Regions from separate parts of the Homo sapiens genome. Here region 1 is linked to region 2. A link is an interaction called in ENCODE POLR2A ChIA-PET data of the cell type or tissue named here. Cell type or tissue: PC-9. All regions are shown on one strand. Each heading gives the region's core, and the rest is flanking DNA. Links, peaks and the distances in the headings are about the cores only. Region 1 has its middle 20 kb from the start of NRF1. Region 2 overlaps STRIP2 (striatin interacting protein 2).

Region 1 (8,342 bases), core at 275-8,274, 100 kb after region 2:
CAAAAAACACAAAAACAGGGCTGGGCACGGTGGCTCATGCCTGTAATCCCAGCCCCTAGGGAGGCCGAGGGGGTGGATCATGAGGTCAGGAGTTCAAGACCAGCCTTGCCAAGATGGTGAAACCCCGTCTCTATTAAAAATACAAAAATTAGCCGGGTGTGGTGGCAGGAGCCTGTAATCCCAGCTACTCAGGAGGCTGAGACAGAGAATTGCTGGAACCTGGGAGGTGGAAGTTGCAGTGAGCCGAGATAGTGCCACTGCACTCCCAGCCTGGTGACAGAATGAGACTCAGTCTCAAACAAACAAACAAAAAAAAAAAAAAAAAAAAAAAACCCCCCACACACACCCCCAGTCCCCTTTTCTCTGTGAATCCTTCTGACTACTCCAGGGAAGAATGAAGCCTTCTTGCCTCTGGCCTCGTGTTTACTACATTTGGCATTAAGAGTTCCTGCCAGTCAGTGCTGCTGATCACCTTTCCCTGTGTAAATGTCTGGCTCCCTTCCCAGGCTAGAAGTCCCTTAAAGGAGGCTGGGCATGGTGGCTCTCGCCTGTAATCCCAGCACTTTGGGAGGGAGGCCTAGGCGGGCAGATCACCTGAGGTCAGGAGTTCAAGACCAGCCTGGCCAACGAACATGGTGAAGCCCCATCGCTACTAAAAATACAAAAATTAGCCAGGTGTGGTGGAGAGTGCCTGTAGCCTCAGCTACTTGCAGGGGCTGAGGCAGGAGAATCCTTGAACCCAGGAGGTGGAGATTGCAGCGAGCTGAGATCACACCACCGCACTCCAACCTAGGTGACAGAGCAAGACTCCATCCCCACCCCCCCCAAAAAAGAGAAATTATACAAATAGTAAGGATGTGAAAGGTGTTTAACCTCTTTAGTTAACAAGGAAATGCACATTGAAACTACCATGAGATACCACACCCACCTACCAGCATGGCTATATTTAGAAAGACTGACAATGTCAAGTGTTGGCAAAAAAATGTGGACCAATGACAACTTTCACACACTGCTCATGGGAGTGGAAACTGGTGCAAACTCCTTAGAAAACTGGAAATATTTACTAAACTGAACATACACATAGCTGATAATCAAGCACTTCCACTGCTGGGTATTCACCCAACAGAACTGCACATTTATGTGCATCCAGAGACATACACAAGAATATACAGGCATTCTTCATGAATAATACCAAACCAGAAACACCTTCAATGTCCAGAATCATAGACTAGATAAATTATGGTATATTGTACAAATGACTAACAGCTACATAGGATATGGTTACTCTCACAAACTATGTTAAACAAAAGGAGCAGGGTACAAAATAATTCATACCGTAAATTTCTGTTTATATAAGCTTCAAAAGCAAGCAAAACTAATATATGGTGTTAGAAGTCAGGTGTTGAGGGGGGAATCTGGGGTGCTGGTGACATACTACTAATAGTTCTCCTGGGTGGAAGTTTACACAGGTGAGTTAACTGAAACTTCATTGACATCTACACTTCTCATTTGTGTACTTGAACCCGGGAGGCGGATGTCATTTAAGAAATTTAAGGCGGATGTTAAATGTCATTTAAGAAATTTATTAGAGGCGGGGAGCAGTGGCTCACGCCTGTAATCCCAGCACTTTCGGAGGCCGAGGCGGGCGGATCATGAGGTCAGGAGATCAAGACCATCCTGGCTAACATGGTCAAACCCCGTCTCTACTAAAAATACAAAAAAATTAGCCAGGCATGCTGGCAGGCGCCTGTAGTCCCAGCTACTTGGGAGGCTGAGGCAGGAGAATGGCGTGAACCCAGGAGGCGGAGCTTGCAGTGAGCCGAGATCGCATCACTGCATTCCAGCCTGGGCGACAGTGTGAGACCCCGTCTCAAAAAAAAAAAAAAAAAAATTTATTAGAAATACATACTTAAAAATCAATGAGGAGACCCTATTTAATAATCCAGTGGCTGCCAAAATTATGCACAGTGGTTTTCTGAATCTTCTTTTAATTTATTTTTATACATATTTTTTGAGATGGAGTCTCGCTCTGTCGCCCAGGCTGGAGTGCAGTGGCGCCATCTCGGCTCACTGCAAGCTGCGCCTCCCAGGTTCAAGCATTTCTCTGCCTGAGGCTCCTGAGTAACTGGGATTACAGGCACCCGCCACCACGCCGGGCTAATCTTTGTGTTTTTAGTAGAGACAGGGTTTCACCATTCTGGCCAGGCTGTTCTTGAACTCCTGACCTCATGATCCACCCGCCTTGGCCTCCCAAAGTGCTGGGATTACAGGCATGAGTCACCGCGCCCGGCCAGTCTTTTCTTATTGTGAAAATGTCAAATGTAAACAAGAGGACAGCAGAATATTAGAGTAGCTTTCCTTTTTTTTTTTTTTTTCCTTGTAGAGAGGGTCTTGCTTTGTCATCCAGGCTGGAGTGCAGTGACGCCATCTCAGCTCACTGCAACCTTCACCTCCTGCGTTCAAGAGATTCTCATGCTTCAGCCTCCCAAGTAGCTGGGATTATGGGCATGCACCACCATGTCCAGCTAAATGTTTGTATGTTTTAGTAGAGACGGGTTTTGCTGTATTGGCCAGGCTGGTCTTTACTGTCCTCAAGTGATCCGCCCGCTTCGGCCTCCCAAAGTGCTGGGATTACAGGTGCGAGCCACTGTGCCTGGCCTAGAGTAACTTTCCTTTGATGAAATCTGCTATCATTTGTTTCTACAAATCATTCTTCTAAAATACTGTATTCCTTATGAAAATAATATAATCATACAAACAAAATTTCGGAAACTAGAAACAAATAAAACCCCTAACCTCTCCCATCCATTTAAACATAAATTGCTTTATAATTTTGATACATTTCCTTCTAATCTTTCTTCCTCCACATTAATGTATTTTAAAGTAAAATACATTATTTTTCTCATTCAGAGTTTTAGTCACTTTCTCTATAATTTGAAAATAGTTTATTATTTACCCAGCATTTATGGTCATCTCTAAAATACTTAGCACTGTGAATATATGTCAGATAAAAATACAAAGTAAATTTCACTTAGCTGTTCAAAAAATAGCATAATAATATAGATTAAATTCCAAGCACCTTGAAGCAGTTTACACTCTTGATAGTCTTATTTACATAAAGGGGACACTTTTATTTTCTCTACTCTTTAGGTAAGAAAAACATGGCACATGGTTGATAATGAGACTATACCCAGAATGCAAGTTTTCCTATCCAACTTTTGCATTACAGCGGGCCTGGTACCAAAATATCAAATATGCAACTTAAAGTACTCTAACTCATTTAGCTAAGAAATCCTTTCCATTCCCTGCTGTCCAAATTCATCAATGCCTGGTTACTCAGATAATATGAATACACTAGAGTCTGGCTAAAATCTTATTTTTAGGTTCATGCTTGAAAACACCTTATAGATGTGATTATTTTTTCCCTATCTATCTTTCTCTATTATAAAGGTAATAAATCTTAATGAACATATCTTGTTAGACTGGGTTGGATTCCCCCAGAAGCAATCCTGTGGGCAATAATTTTCATGCAATATTTTATTTGGGAAGTGATCTTGGGAACCTCTGTTGGGAATAGGAAAGCGAGACGGGGAAGGGAAGTTAAGCCAACAGAGGGTGTGCAATAGGGCAAGGTTCTGTTGTGGGTGTCGAGGCTGGATCCTGCTGAAGAACTTGGGGAGACAGTGGAGAACTCACTTCACATCGTCCCAACTACGGAGGAAAGAAGCTGGGGTCGTTATCCTTCAACGCCCATCTGACAGTTGACTGAGGACTATTTCTGGAGGTGTAACTCCCCAGCACTTCTGGCCTATCTTTAGCTGGAGAAGAGCCAAAAGAAAGGTACTGTTGATACATTTATCTTGGGAAATTCTCAGTCATTATTGCTTCAAATATTTCTTCTGTTCCTTTCTTCTTTTTCTGGTATTCCCATTATGTGTATTTATACCTTGTGTAATTGTCCCTAAGTTCTTGGATATTCTGTTATTCTTTTCAGTCTCTTTTTCTTTTTTTCTTTTTTTTTTTTTGAGACAAGGTCTGGCTCCGTTACCCAGGCTGGAGTGCAGTGGAGTGCAATGGTGCGATCTCAGCTCACTGCAACCTCTGCCTCCCAAGCTCAAGCCATCCTTCCATCTCACCCGCCCAAGTAGCTGAGACTATAGGTGTGCACCACCATGCCTGGCTAATTTTTGTTTGTTTGTTTTTGTAAAGACGGGGTATTGCCATATTGCCCAGGCTGGTCTCGACCTCCCAAAGTTGTGGGGTCACAGGCATGAGCCACTGCCCGGCCCAGTCTTTTTTCTCCACATTTCAGTTTTGGGGGTTTCTATTGACATATCTTCAAGCTCACTGATTTTTTTCCTCAGCTGTATCCAGTGTATAATAAGCCCATTAAAGACATTCTTCATTTTTGTTACAATGTTTTTTATTTCTAGCATTTTTTTATTCATTCTTGGAATGTCCATCTCTCTGCTTACATTACCCATCTGTTTTTGCATGTTGCCTACCTTTTTCATTAGCACCCTTAGCATATTAGTCATAGTTGTTAAATTCCTGGTCTGATCATTCCAGCATCCCTGCCATATCTGAGTCTGGTTCAGATGCCTGAGTTGTAGGAAAGGGGAAGCATTCTAAAGTCCTACGAGTAGGTCTCAGTCTTTTTTTTTTTTTTTTTTTTTTTTTTTGAGACGGTGTGAAATTTCACTCTTGTTGCCTAGGCTGGAGTGCAATGGTGCGATCTCGGCTCATGGCAACCTCTGCCTCCTGGGTTCAAGCAATTCTTCTGCCTCAGCCTCCCAAGTAGCTGGGATGACAGGCATGCACCACCACGCCCGGCTAATTTTGTATTTTTAGTAGAGATGGGCTTTCTCCATGTTGGTCAGGCTGGTCTTGAACTCCCGACCTCAGGTGATCCGCTTGCCTTAGCCTCCCAAAGTGCTGGGATTACAGGCATGAGCCACCATGCCCCGCAGGTCTCAGTCTTTCAGTGAGCCTGTGCCCTTGAGCTGTGATCTTCATAAGTGCCTCTCAGTCTCCACTACCCCCTTTAGATGAGACAAGAAGGCTAGAAGAGGTCAGAGTTGGATATTTTCCTTTCCCCAGCCCAGTTAGGCTGTGGTAAAACCTGTCAGTTAGGCTATGATGAAATAGTTTCCCTTGAGGGCTGCTCTTGTTAGGAAGAAGAGAATGCTCTAGGTGTATTTCTAAATGGCTACTTTCCCCCTTTCCCCTGACAGAAGCATGAGAGGATTTTTGTCGTATTTTCACTGTGAGAACGGGGTAGAGGTAAAACTCACAAAAGTGTGGGTGCTCCATTGAGACTGGGCTCCTTCAGAGTTTTAAACTCACAAACAACTTGTCCATGCTGAGCCTCTAGCAATCCTGCAATTACAGTTGAGGTTCTCCTATCCCAGGCTGCAGAGGTTTCTGCTCCGGTAAATTCTGATTCTTGGCCGGGCGTGGTGGCTCAGGCCTGTAATCTCAGCACTTTGAGAGGCCAAGGCAGGTGGATCACCTGAGGTCAGGAGTTCTAAACCAGCCTGACCAACATGGTGAAACCCTGTCTCTATTAAAAATACAAAAATTAGCCGGGCGTGGTGGCACATGCCTGTAATCCCAGCTACTAGGGAGGCTGAGGCAGGAAAATCACTTGAACCCGGGAGGTGGAGGTTGTAGTGAGCCGAGATCACACCATTGCACTCCAGCCTGGGCAACAAGAGCAAAATTCCACCTCAAAAAAAAAAAAAAAAAAGAATTCTGATTCTCTGACTGGGCGTGGTGGCTCATGTCTGTAATACTAGCACTTTGGGAGGCTGAGGCAGGCAGATCACCTGAGGTCAGGAGTTTGAGACCAGCCTGGCCAACATGGTGAAACCTCATCTCTACTTAAAATACAAAAATTAGCCAGGTGTGGTGGCAGTTCACCTGTACTTGGGAGGTTGAGGCAGAAGAATCGCTTGAACCTGGGAGGCGGAGGCTGCAGTGAGCTGAGATTGAGTCACTGCACTCCAGACTGGGTGACACAGCAAGACTCCATCACACACACATGCACACATACACACACACACACACACACACACACCCCTCTGTTTCTCTGTATTTTCCAGTCTGCCCCTCCAGTGTTGGGGGCAGTAGTTTGCCCTGTGACCTCAGTTCTCTGATGGGTCTAAGAAGAGTTATTAATTTTCAGTTCGTTCAGCTTTTTTCTTGTATGAATGGGACAGATGACTTCTAAGATACATGCCAGACTGAAAAACAAAAGTCTTGATACATTATTACTAACTATAGTCCACATTTCAGGGCCGGGTGCAGTGGTTCATGCCTGTAATCCCAGCACTTTGGGAGACCAAGGTGGGTGGATTGCTTGAGCTCAGAAGTTTCAAGACAAGCCTGGGCAACATAGCAAAACCCCGTTATCTACAAAAAATACAAAAATTTGTCAGGCATGGTGGCACATGCCTGTAGTCCCAGCTACTTGGGAGGCTGAGGTAGGAGGATCACCTGAGCCTGAGGAGGTCAAACTGTAGTGAGCCGTGATCGTGCCACTGCACTCCAGCCTGGGCAACAGAGTGAGACCCTGTCTCAATAAATAAATAAATAAATAAATAAATAAATAAATAAATAAATAAATAAATCCCACACCTTATTCAAAAGTCCAGCCTGGGCAACAGAGTGAGACCCTGTCTCAATAAATAAATAAATAAATAAATAAATAAATAAAGCCCACACCATATTCAAAAGTCCTTAGTTTTTACCTAACGTCCTTCTTTTTTGTCTCAAGATCCCGTCCAGGACACCATATGACATTTATCCAACACATCTACTTGGGTTCCTCTTGGCTGCAACAGTTCCTTGGACTTTCCTTATTTTTGATGACCTTGACAGTTTTGAGGGGTACCGATAAGGTATTCTGTGGAATGTCCCCCAATTGGAATTTGTCTCATGAGAAAATTATGATTAGACTGGGTGATGGGTTTTTTAGAACCATAGAAGTCAAGTACCATTCACATAACATCATATCAAGGGTACCTACTTTCAATATGAATGATCACTGCTGATGTTAACCTCAGTCGCCTGGCTCGGACAGTCTGTAAAATTACTCTTTCCTCAGTCCCTTTACAAATTGTATTTTTTGGAAGAAAGTCACTATGCTCAGCCCACACTTAAGGACAGGGGAGTTATACTCCATCTCCTTGAAGGCAGAGTATCTACATACATTATTTAGAATTCTGCATAGGAGCTTTGTCTTTCCTCATTCATTCATTTGTTTATATCACTATGAACTCATGGATATCTATTTTATACTTTGAATTACAATCCAATACCACTTCATCTATTTTTTTCTTTTTTGAGACAGAGTTTCACTCTCTATCACCCACGCTGGGGTGCAGTGGTGGGATCATAGCTCACTGTAGCTTCAACTTCCCAGGCTCAAGTGATCCTCCTGTCTCAGCCTCCCAAGTAGCTGGGACCACAGACATGGGCCACCATGCCTGGCCAATTTTTAAATTAATTTTAATTTTAATTTATTATTATTTTTCTTATCTCCTAGAGCCTTCAGATGAGATAATTTTTAATTTTTTTAAGAGATGGGTTCTCCCTATGTTGCCCAGGCTGGTCTTGAACTCCTGGGCTAAAGAGATTCTCCCTCCTTAGCCTCCCAAAATGCTAGGATTATAGGTGTGAGCCACTGTGCCTGGCCACGTCATCTATTTTTATTGCCCCACATTGTTCCAGCTTTGGCCACTGGGAGGTCTTTGAGTTGGCTCCCATGTCCCTTTGTAATAACCACATCGGGTGTGTGTGTGGGGTGTGTGTGTGTGTGTGTGTGTGTGTGTGTGTGTGTGTTCTTCCTGAGTACTTCCTTCTTTCTGGCACTGTAAGACACTGCAAGCTCAGCATACAAAACTGCAGCTAGATAAGAGAATTAAGTTCTAGTGCACTTAGAATGCCCTACAGTTAATACTGTAGGATGACTACAGTTAACAGTAATATACAGTTTCAATATACATATTGAGTACAATACAGTTAACAATAATATATAGTTTCAAATAGGTAGAAGGAGAATATTGAAGGTTCCTAACACAAAGAAATGATAAATGTTTGAGATGATGGATATGCTAATTACCCAGATCTCATCATTATACATTATATGTTGAAACATCATCGTGTACCCCATAAAATATGTACAATTATTATGTAAACTAAAACCTACAATTTAAAAAGGTGCATCCAGGGCAGGCGTAGTGGCTCATGCCTGTAATCCCAGCACTTTGGGAGGCCAAGGCGGGCAGATAACCTGAGGTCAGGAGTTCGAGACCAGCCTGGCCAACATGGAGAAACCC
Region 2 (8,342 bases), core at 34-8,033:
GGTTAGGAATAAATTCAAATTCACCAGTCTCCAATGGTGATTACTTTTACTACATAGAAAAACATTTTAGTGACTTACAGAGGATTTTTATTTGTGAATATTTCAGTAAAGTTTGTGTTGATTGTTGATAACACTGTTCATCTACTGAAGCACTTTAATAAAAATAAAATGAGCTGGAATTAGAAATTTGGTGTTTAAATTCTTCAACACAAGAGAAACTCAAAGTCATATAGAAAGGAAGGATATAGGCCGGGCGCAGTGGCTCACACCTGTAATCCCAGCACTCTGGGAGGCCGAGGCAGGCAGATCACCTGATGTCAGGAGTTCGAGACCAGCCTGACCAACATGGTGAAAACCCCGTCTCTACTAAAAATACAAAATTAGCCGGGTGTGATGGTGCATGCCTGTTATCCCAGCTACTGGGAGGCTGAGGCAGGAGAATCGCTTCAACCCAGGAGGTGGTGGTTGCAGTGAGCCAAGATCGCGCCACTGCACTCCAGCCTGGGCAACAAGAACGAAACTCCGTCTCAAAAACAAAGAAGGATATAATAAAGTTAATATATAAAATATTATTTTACCCCCAGAGTGTTCCCTGAGAATAGACTAATACAAGCAATAAACTCCAGATCTTAGTGACTTTTGACAAACGTTTCTTGTTCATGGGTCTAGGAGTTAGCCGCAGCTCTGCTCGACTCACCTTGGCTTGCTTGGCTTGGCTCTGTTCCACAGTCTTCTTTCTCTGGCACTAGACTGATGGAATAGTTCCTACTTGGGACATACACTTTTTATAGTGAAGAGCAGGAGCAAGAGACAAACCATACCATGCAAGCACATTCAGACTCCTGCTTGAATATGGTGTAAATCAAATTGTTCATATACCATTGACCAAAGCAAATCACATGGACAAGCCTAACATGAGACTGGAGAAGCATACTCTACCTACAGAGTGGCAAACATGGATGGTATAATACTCTCATAAGTAGGGAAAGTGAATTGGTCATGAATATCTGCTCCTATATTACACACAACACACAGCCCCTCCTCAAGGAAGACCAAAAATCTTATCCAGTCATGTGAGACCTAAATTCTAGGATCTCATCTAGATGAAGGTGTAGATGAAGTGTTTCTTGATCCTGTGACTTGTTAACTTAAACAACAAGATATATCTACCTAAAATGAACAACAGAGACCAACTCTCCAAAGCAGAGTTTATTTGGGAATAGCAGGGGATTGCAATCTGGGATATGCATGCTATGGCAGACCACAGGCTCATCCAAAGGAGTTGTGGCAAAGGGGAAGCTTTTAAAAACAAAAAGAAGTCCACGTAAACTGTTTTGGAACAAAGACCATTGGTTACAGGGGCTTGTTGCAGAGTTGGCAATAGCTCATGGGTGGAGACATTCATTGTTAGTTGAGTATCCTTGTGTAAGTGACTTATCTGGAATACTGTGGTTTTGAGGAATTTTTTGCATAGTTCCCATCATAGGCATACTCGAATGAGGGCCCCTCCTCCATGGCCTCAGCTCCGTTTTGTTTGTTAGATTTGACATTAGTGACTCCATTTTGATAATTTTACAGTTAATGCATTGTGGTGGTCATTTCACAATGTATACATATATCAAAACAAGTTGTATTCCTTAATTATATAAAATTTGTGTCACTTTGATACCCAGGCTACATGAAGTATAAACCTATGTGAAGTATAAAACTTGCCACACTGGGACTCTGGGAACATAGGTGATAAGTATGTGTTTAGGGTGGTTTGCAGGGGCAAAGAAAGTCTTGACATGATTTCAGAAATCCTAGGCACACCAATTAACATCTGCTTTACCTACAATAATAGGTCCAGGTCAGACTTTTTGATAATAGTGTAAGTGTGATAGAATGTTTTCTGTAGTAAAAGAATGTTTTACAAAATACAGAATTTGCTAAAAACATTTGTGAAACACCCAGTAGATTCTTTAGCAGCTGGTACTATTCTGACTTGTGGTTAATGCTAACACACAGTTGGCCTTCCACGTCCGTGGGTTCCACAACCATGGATTCAACCATGGTGGATCAAAAATATTTTTAAAAATTGCTTGTGAGGCCAGGCGTGGTGGCTCATGCCTGTAATCCCAACACTTTGGGAGGCCAAGATGGGCAGATCAACTGAGGTCAGGAGTTCAAGACCAGCCTGGCCAATATGGTGAAACTCTGTCTCTACTAAAAATACAAAAATTAGCCAGGCCTGGTGGCTCATGCCTGTAATCCCAGCTACTGTAGAGTCTGAGGCATGAGAATCGCCTGGAGACGGAGGTTGCAGTGAGCCAAGATCATACCACTGCACTCCAGCCTGGGCGACAGAGTGAGACTCCGTCTCAAAAAAAAAAAAAAAGAAAAGTTGCTTGTGTACTGAACATGTAGTCTTTTTTTTCTTGTCATTATTCCCTAAACAATACAGTAAAACAACTATTTACATAGCATTTACCTAATATTAGGTATTATAAGTAATCTAGAGATTATTTAAAATATACAGGAAGATGCACATAGTTATATGCAAATACTACCCCATTTTATATCAAGGACTTGAGCATCCAAGGATTTTGGTATCCTTAGGAGGTCCTGGAACCAATCCCTCCAGATACTGAGGGACAACTATATTGTCTTAGTCTGTTTTCTGTTATAAGACTACCAGAAATTGGATAATTTTATATAAACAATATAAATGTATATGGTTTACAGTTCTGGAGGTTGAGAAGTCCAAGAGCATGGCGCTGGTATCTGGCGAAGGCCTTTATGCTGCATCATCCCATGGCAGAAGGCAGAAAGGCAAGATAGCACACTAGAGAGAACTAGGAAAAGAGGGCTAAACTCATCCTTTTTCAAGAACCCACTCCTGAGATAATCAACCTATTCCCACAATAACTCCATCAATCCCTTCATGATTGCAGAGTCTTCATGATCTAATGACTTCTTAAAGGTCCCACTTCTCAACATGATTGCATTGGGAATTATGCTTCCAACACACAAACTTTGGGAGACACATTCAAACCATAGCACTTTTTTTTTTTTTTTTTGAGACAGAGTTTCACTGTTGTCCCCTAGGCTGGAGTACAATGGTGTGACCTCGGCTCACTGCAACCTCTGCCTCCCAGATTCAAGCAATTCTCCTGCCTCAGCCTCCCGAGTAGCTGGGATTACAAGCATGCACCACAACACCCGGCCATAGCACATATTTTATATGATGTTTTTCAACATTAGAGACCTCAAAAAGACATTTGAGAGTAAAAATGGCTACAGTATGATTTTATTATCTATACATTAAATATAAACTTTATCTGCCTCTGAGTCTCCTCCTTTCCCATTTTCTCTGAACCAAAAAAAAAAAAAACAAAAAGAATGAAGAGAATAATTTACCTCCCTTATCTCACCACTCAACACAGATTGTTTATATGGTGGTGGTTTAACAATATAAGGAAATGTGTAATCTATAAAATAGAGTAGAACAAAGAGATCAAAGCTCTATTGATATTGGTGAAGCATTGTAACAACATGCAAATTATTTCTGGAAATGTTGGTATAGGTAAGTCCCAATAGGTGATGTTTGGAAAACACATGAGTTACATCTCAAAAAACAACAGCAACAACAACAAAAAAACAAAACAATAGAAACTTATTCTCTCTCTTTTTTTTTTTTTTGAGACAGAGTCTCACTCTGTCGCCCAGGCTGGAATGCAGTGGCACAATCTCGGCTCACCGCAACCTCCGCCTCCCGGCTTCAAGCAATTCTCCTGCCTCAGCCTCGCGAGTAGCTGGGATTACAGGTGCCTGCCACTACACCCAACTAATTTTTTCTATTTTTAGTAGAGACAGGGTTTCACCATGTTGGCCAGGCTGGTCTTGAACTCTTGACCTCGTGATTCACCCACCTTGGCCTCCCAAAGTGTTGGGATTACAGGCATGAGCCACTGCGGCTGGCCAACTTATTCTCTCTCACAGTGTGGAAGCCAGGTGCCTGAAGTCAGGTGTCACTAGGAAGGTGCTCCCTCAAAAGGTTCAGATGGGAGAATCTGTTCCCTGCCTCTTCCAGCTTCTGGGGGCTCTGGGAATTCCTGGGCTTGTGGTGCATCACTCCAGTCTCTGCCTCTGTGGTCACAATTCTTCCTCCCCTTCTCCCTCAACTCCCTCTGCTTCTCTCTCATAAGGATACATGTGATTGCATTTGGGGCCCCCTCGGATGATCCTCCTCTAAAGATCCTGAACCCAATCACATCTTTGGCCGTATAAGGTAATAGTCACAGTTTCCTGGGATTCACATGTGGACAAATCTTTTTTGGAGCCACCATTCAACCCACTTTACCCACTAACACTCATCAAAAATCTAACAAATAGCAACAATGATTCATTTACTCCCTCTCTGTCATCATTAGTAGTGTAAGGCAAGTCCCAGGAGAGGTTATTTTTAATTGAAAAATGCTTGCAACTGCAAATGTAGTCAAAGGAGATTCAAGAAAGATTTTCTGGCTTGGGTAGGGTATATGTCATGAAGAAGCAGGTATCCAGTTGAATAACACATTTCTGCATTTATTGGTATTTTAATTAAGAATATACAGGTTAAAAATTCAGAGGATACAAGAGTACACAATGAAAAATGTAATTTCCTCCCATCCAGATCCCTATCTTGTTCCCCAGAAGTAATGAGTATCAATATTTTTTTATCCTTTCAGAAAACTTCCACAGTACTCATCCATCTCCTCCCTACCAACATTTTTTTTTACACAATTGGGAACACAAGACATGCTGTTCTATGTCTTTACCATTTGTCTTGGATATCTTTCCATATTAATATTCTCTCATATGACTATAAATTATTATACTCATTTAATAATATATGATTTTAATTACTTAATAAATAAGTCTTCCCTAACACCACCTTCAAATACTTTTCACCTAAGAAGGGTATAGATGGGAAGAATCATGTGTAGCATGTGTGTGTGTGTGTGTGTGTGTGTGTGTGTGTGTGTGTGTGTGTGGTGGTGGGGATGGGGTTAAGGGAGATTCACTCAGTTCCCATAGCAATAGGTCAAAACAGTCTGACGTATCATTTCCTCCCAGCAGTTCTGGTTATTCAGACTCCCAAATCCTGTAAATGTAATGAGATGGTGCCCGAGTGTGCTATGGGGAGGTGTTCAGGCTGTTTGCTCCTGTAGTAATTAGCCAGATTTAAATTTCAAAAATCAAGAATTTTAAATTTTTACTTTTATTTTATAGAAAAGAAAATAACCAAAGTCTTTCTAGGGAACCGCAAGACTACAAAAGTCATCCCACCTCTGCTCAAACACCTTCAGGGAAAGTGACTTCTTTACTAAATAAGACAGTGCCATCTGTCCCCTTGCCTCCAAATGGAAACATTACTTCAAACATTCTGTAACTTTTTGTTCAAATGCTTAATGGAGCTGGCAGGACAAAGATCTTCCATGTGGATGCCTGTGAAAGTATGTCTTTACCAGAAGATAACATTTTACCCAGAAAGGCAGTACAGCATAATGGCTCAGATAGAGGGTGCTAGACCCAACTTGGTGAGCTATTGTATCATGCTCTGCCTCTATTAGCTGTGTGATATGCGACAGATGATTTAGTCTCTCTATGCTTCAGACTCCCCATCTGTAAAGTGGGGCTAATATTACTACTTACCTTCTATGGTTGTATTAAATGAGTATACATGATTTTTATATATAGTGCTTAGGAGAATGCTTACTAAATATGAGTGCCCAATAATTGCTATTATTTTTCCTACCTCATTCCCCTCCCTCTCAATCCCCCAGCAAGAATAATAAATAGCATTTTAACTCTCTAGATCAGGGATTGGCAAATTAACAGCCCGTGGGCCAACTCCAGCTTACTACCAGTTTTTATACAGCCCATGAGCTAAGAATTTTTTTTTACGTTTTTAAATGGTTGGGGAAAATCCAAAGAAGAAAAATATGTTCTGACACATGAAAATGAACACAGATGTGCTCATTTGTTTACGTGTGGTTTGTACAGTCATGCGTTGCTTAGTGATGGGGATACTTTCTGAGAAATGCATCATAAGGCAATTTTGTCCTCGTGCAAACACCATAGAGTGTAGTTACACAAACCTAGATGGTATAGCCTACTGCACACCTGGGCTATATGGTATAACCTATGGCTCCTAGGCTACAAACCTGCACAGCATGTTACTGTACTGAATACTGCAAGCAATTGTAACACAAGAATGAGTATTTGTGTATCTAAACATAGAAAAGGTACAGTAAAAATAAAGTAAAATACAGTAAAAATAGTAGACCTGTATAGGGCACTTATCATCAATGGAGACTGCAGGGCTGAAATTGAGTGGTGTGTGAATGTGAAGGTGTAGGACATTGTTATATACTCCTGCAGACTTTATGAACACTCTACACTTAAGCTACACTAAATGTATTTAAATTTTTTTATTCAATAACAAATTAACCTTTGCTCACTGTAACTTACTTTATAAACTTTTTAATATTTTTAAACTTTTTGACTCTTCTGTAATAACACTTAGCTTAAAACACGCACACATTGTGCAGATGTACAAAAATATTTTCTTTCCTTATATCCTTATTCTCTAAGCTTTTTCTATGTTTAATTTTTTTTAGTTTTTAAACTTTTTTGTTAAAAACTAAGTCAGAAACAAATACATTAACCTAGGCCTACACAGGGTCAGGATCATGAAGACATCACTGGGTGATGGGAATTTTTCAGTCCCATTATAATCTTATGGGATCACTGTTGTATATGTGGTCCACCATTAACCAACATGCTGTTATGCGCTGCATAGCCTGTAACTGCTTTTATGCTACACCAGCACAGTTTAGTAGTTGTAAAAGAGGACACAGGGCCGGGCGAGGTGGCTCACACCTGAAATCCCAGCACTTTGGGAGGCCGAGGCAGGTAGATCACGAGGTCAGGAGTTTGAGCCCAACCTGGCCAACATGGTGAAACCCCATCTCTACTAAAAATACAAAAATTAGCCAGGCATGGTGGGGGGCATCTGTAGTCCCAGCTACTCAGGAGGCTGAGGCAGGAGAATCGCTTGAACCCAGGAGGCGGAGGTTGCAGTGAGCCGAGATCATGCCATTGCATTCCAGCCTGGGTGACAGAGTGAGACTCCATCTCAAAAAAAAAAGAGGACACGGGGCCCACAAAGTCTAAAATATTTACTCTCTGGCCCTTCACAGAGTTTGCTGACCTCTGTCCTGGATATGAATGACTCCTCTCCTAAGTCTGCCCCAGCTGGCCTTGTATCCCAAGGTCTTGCATTCTCACTGCTAGGACCCTAGTGGGTGAACAGAGGAAATGACCTACAAAGAACGGTTTATTTTTTCTGTAACTTCTTCTTTAATATAAGGACTATCAAGGGTGGGGCTATCATGAAATGAATCCAGTGATATACTATTGCACTTAATGAAACAAAAAAAGAGAAAGAAAAAATAAAGGAAGGACAGAAAGAAGATGTCACCAGAGTAGAAAAGAGGAAATAGGAATTTTTAAGTGTAACTTCTAAGAAAGATAGTGATAGAATATTCTAAGTTTGGATATTCTAAGAATGCATGCTTCAATTCTGGTAATTTTTAAAAAGAACAGCACAGTTAGCATTACTATTTATAAAGAAGACATAAGGATGTGTATTCATAAATAGATAAAATTAACTAGTGCTATTCTGATGTGAGAATGAATAGTTATCTAAATTTAACATCTTCCACTTTACACAGGAAGATTTGTTCAGTTCTTGTGGAATAAACATCTAAGGTCCTAAACATTAAGTGATTCTTAAGTAAACTGGCATTTAAGACAAATGCATATGTAATCAATGATGTTCTGATACTAGCAAGAATCTGAACTATGTGCTATAACAAAGTCTACCATCCAGCCACCCACCTCAGCAGCTCTCCTTATCTCCCTGCAGATCAATGCTAAGGCTTTCTTCCGTGCAAAGGCTGAAGATCCATTTGGTTGATAGAAAACAGTCCTGCCACTGAAATTGTTTCAATCATCACTAGACCATTTTATATCCTGCCTGTCCACTGGCAAAACATGCTTTCTTGTACTTTATATCTTTTAAAGTAAGGCTTCTTGGAAACACTTTAAATTCACACAGCAGGCCAGGTGCAGTGGCTCATGCCTGTAATTCCAGCACTTGTGGGAGGCCAAGGGAGGATCACTTGAGCTCAAGAGTTCGAGACCAGACTGAGCAACATAGGGAGACCCTGTCTCTACAAAAAAATTAAAAATAAAAAAAATTAGCCTGGTGTGGTGGTGCTAGCCTGTGGTCCCAGCTACTAGGGAGGCTCAGG

Evidence for each region. ChIA-PET counts read pairs that join two places held together with the same protein. Peaks named below come from ENCODE experiments on the same cell type or tissue, not always from the same donor. Only the 100,000 strongest peaks of a DNase experiment are listed, where the experiment ranks them.
Region 1: POLR2A ChIA-PET joins it to region 2 with 10 read pairs; 8 of 35 experiments call an interaction of 5 or more read pairs at or near these places.

What each region holds. Positions count from the first base shown.
Region 1 is chr7:129,587,489-129,595,830 of GRCh38, forward strand. No RefSeq gene overlaps it. Among named protein-coding and RNA genes, the nearest start is that of NRF1, 20 kb to the right of the region's middle. In PC-9, for the core only: no CTCF peak of the experiment used is centred there; DNase peaks (open chromatin) are centred at 2,233, 4,573 and 5,143; H3K27ac peaks cover 2,329 bases.
Region 2 is chr7:129,488,214-129,496,555 of GRCh38, forward strand. STRIP2 (striatin interacting protein 2) reads left to right here. Exons shown (of 21, transcript NM_020704.3): 21 at 1-186. Among named protein-coding and RNA genes, the nearest start is that of SMKR1, 10 kb to the right of the region's middle. In PC-9, for the core only: no CTCF peak of the experiment used is centred there; no DNase peak of the experiment used is centred there.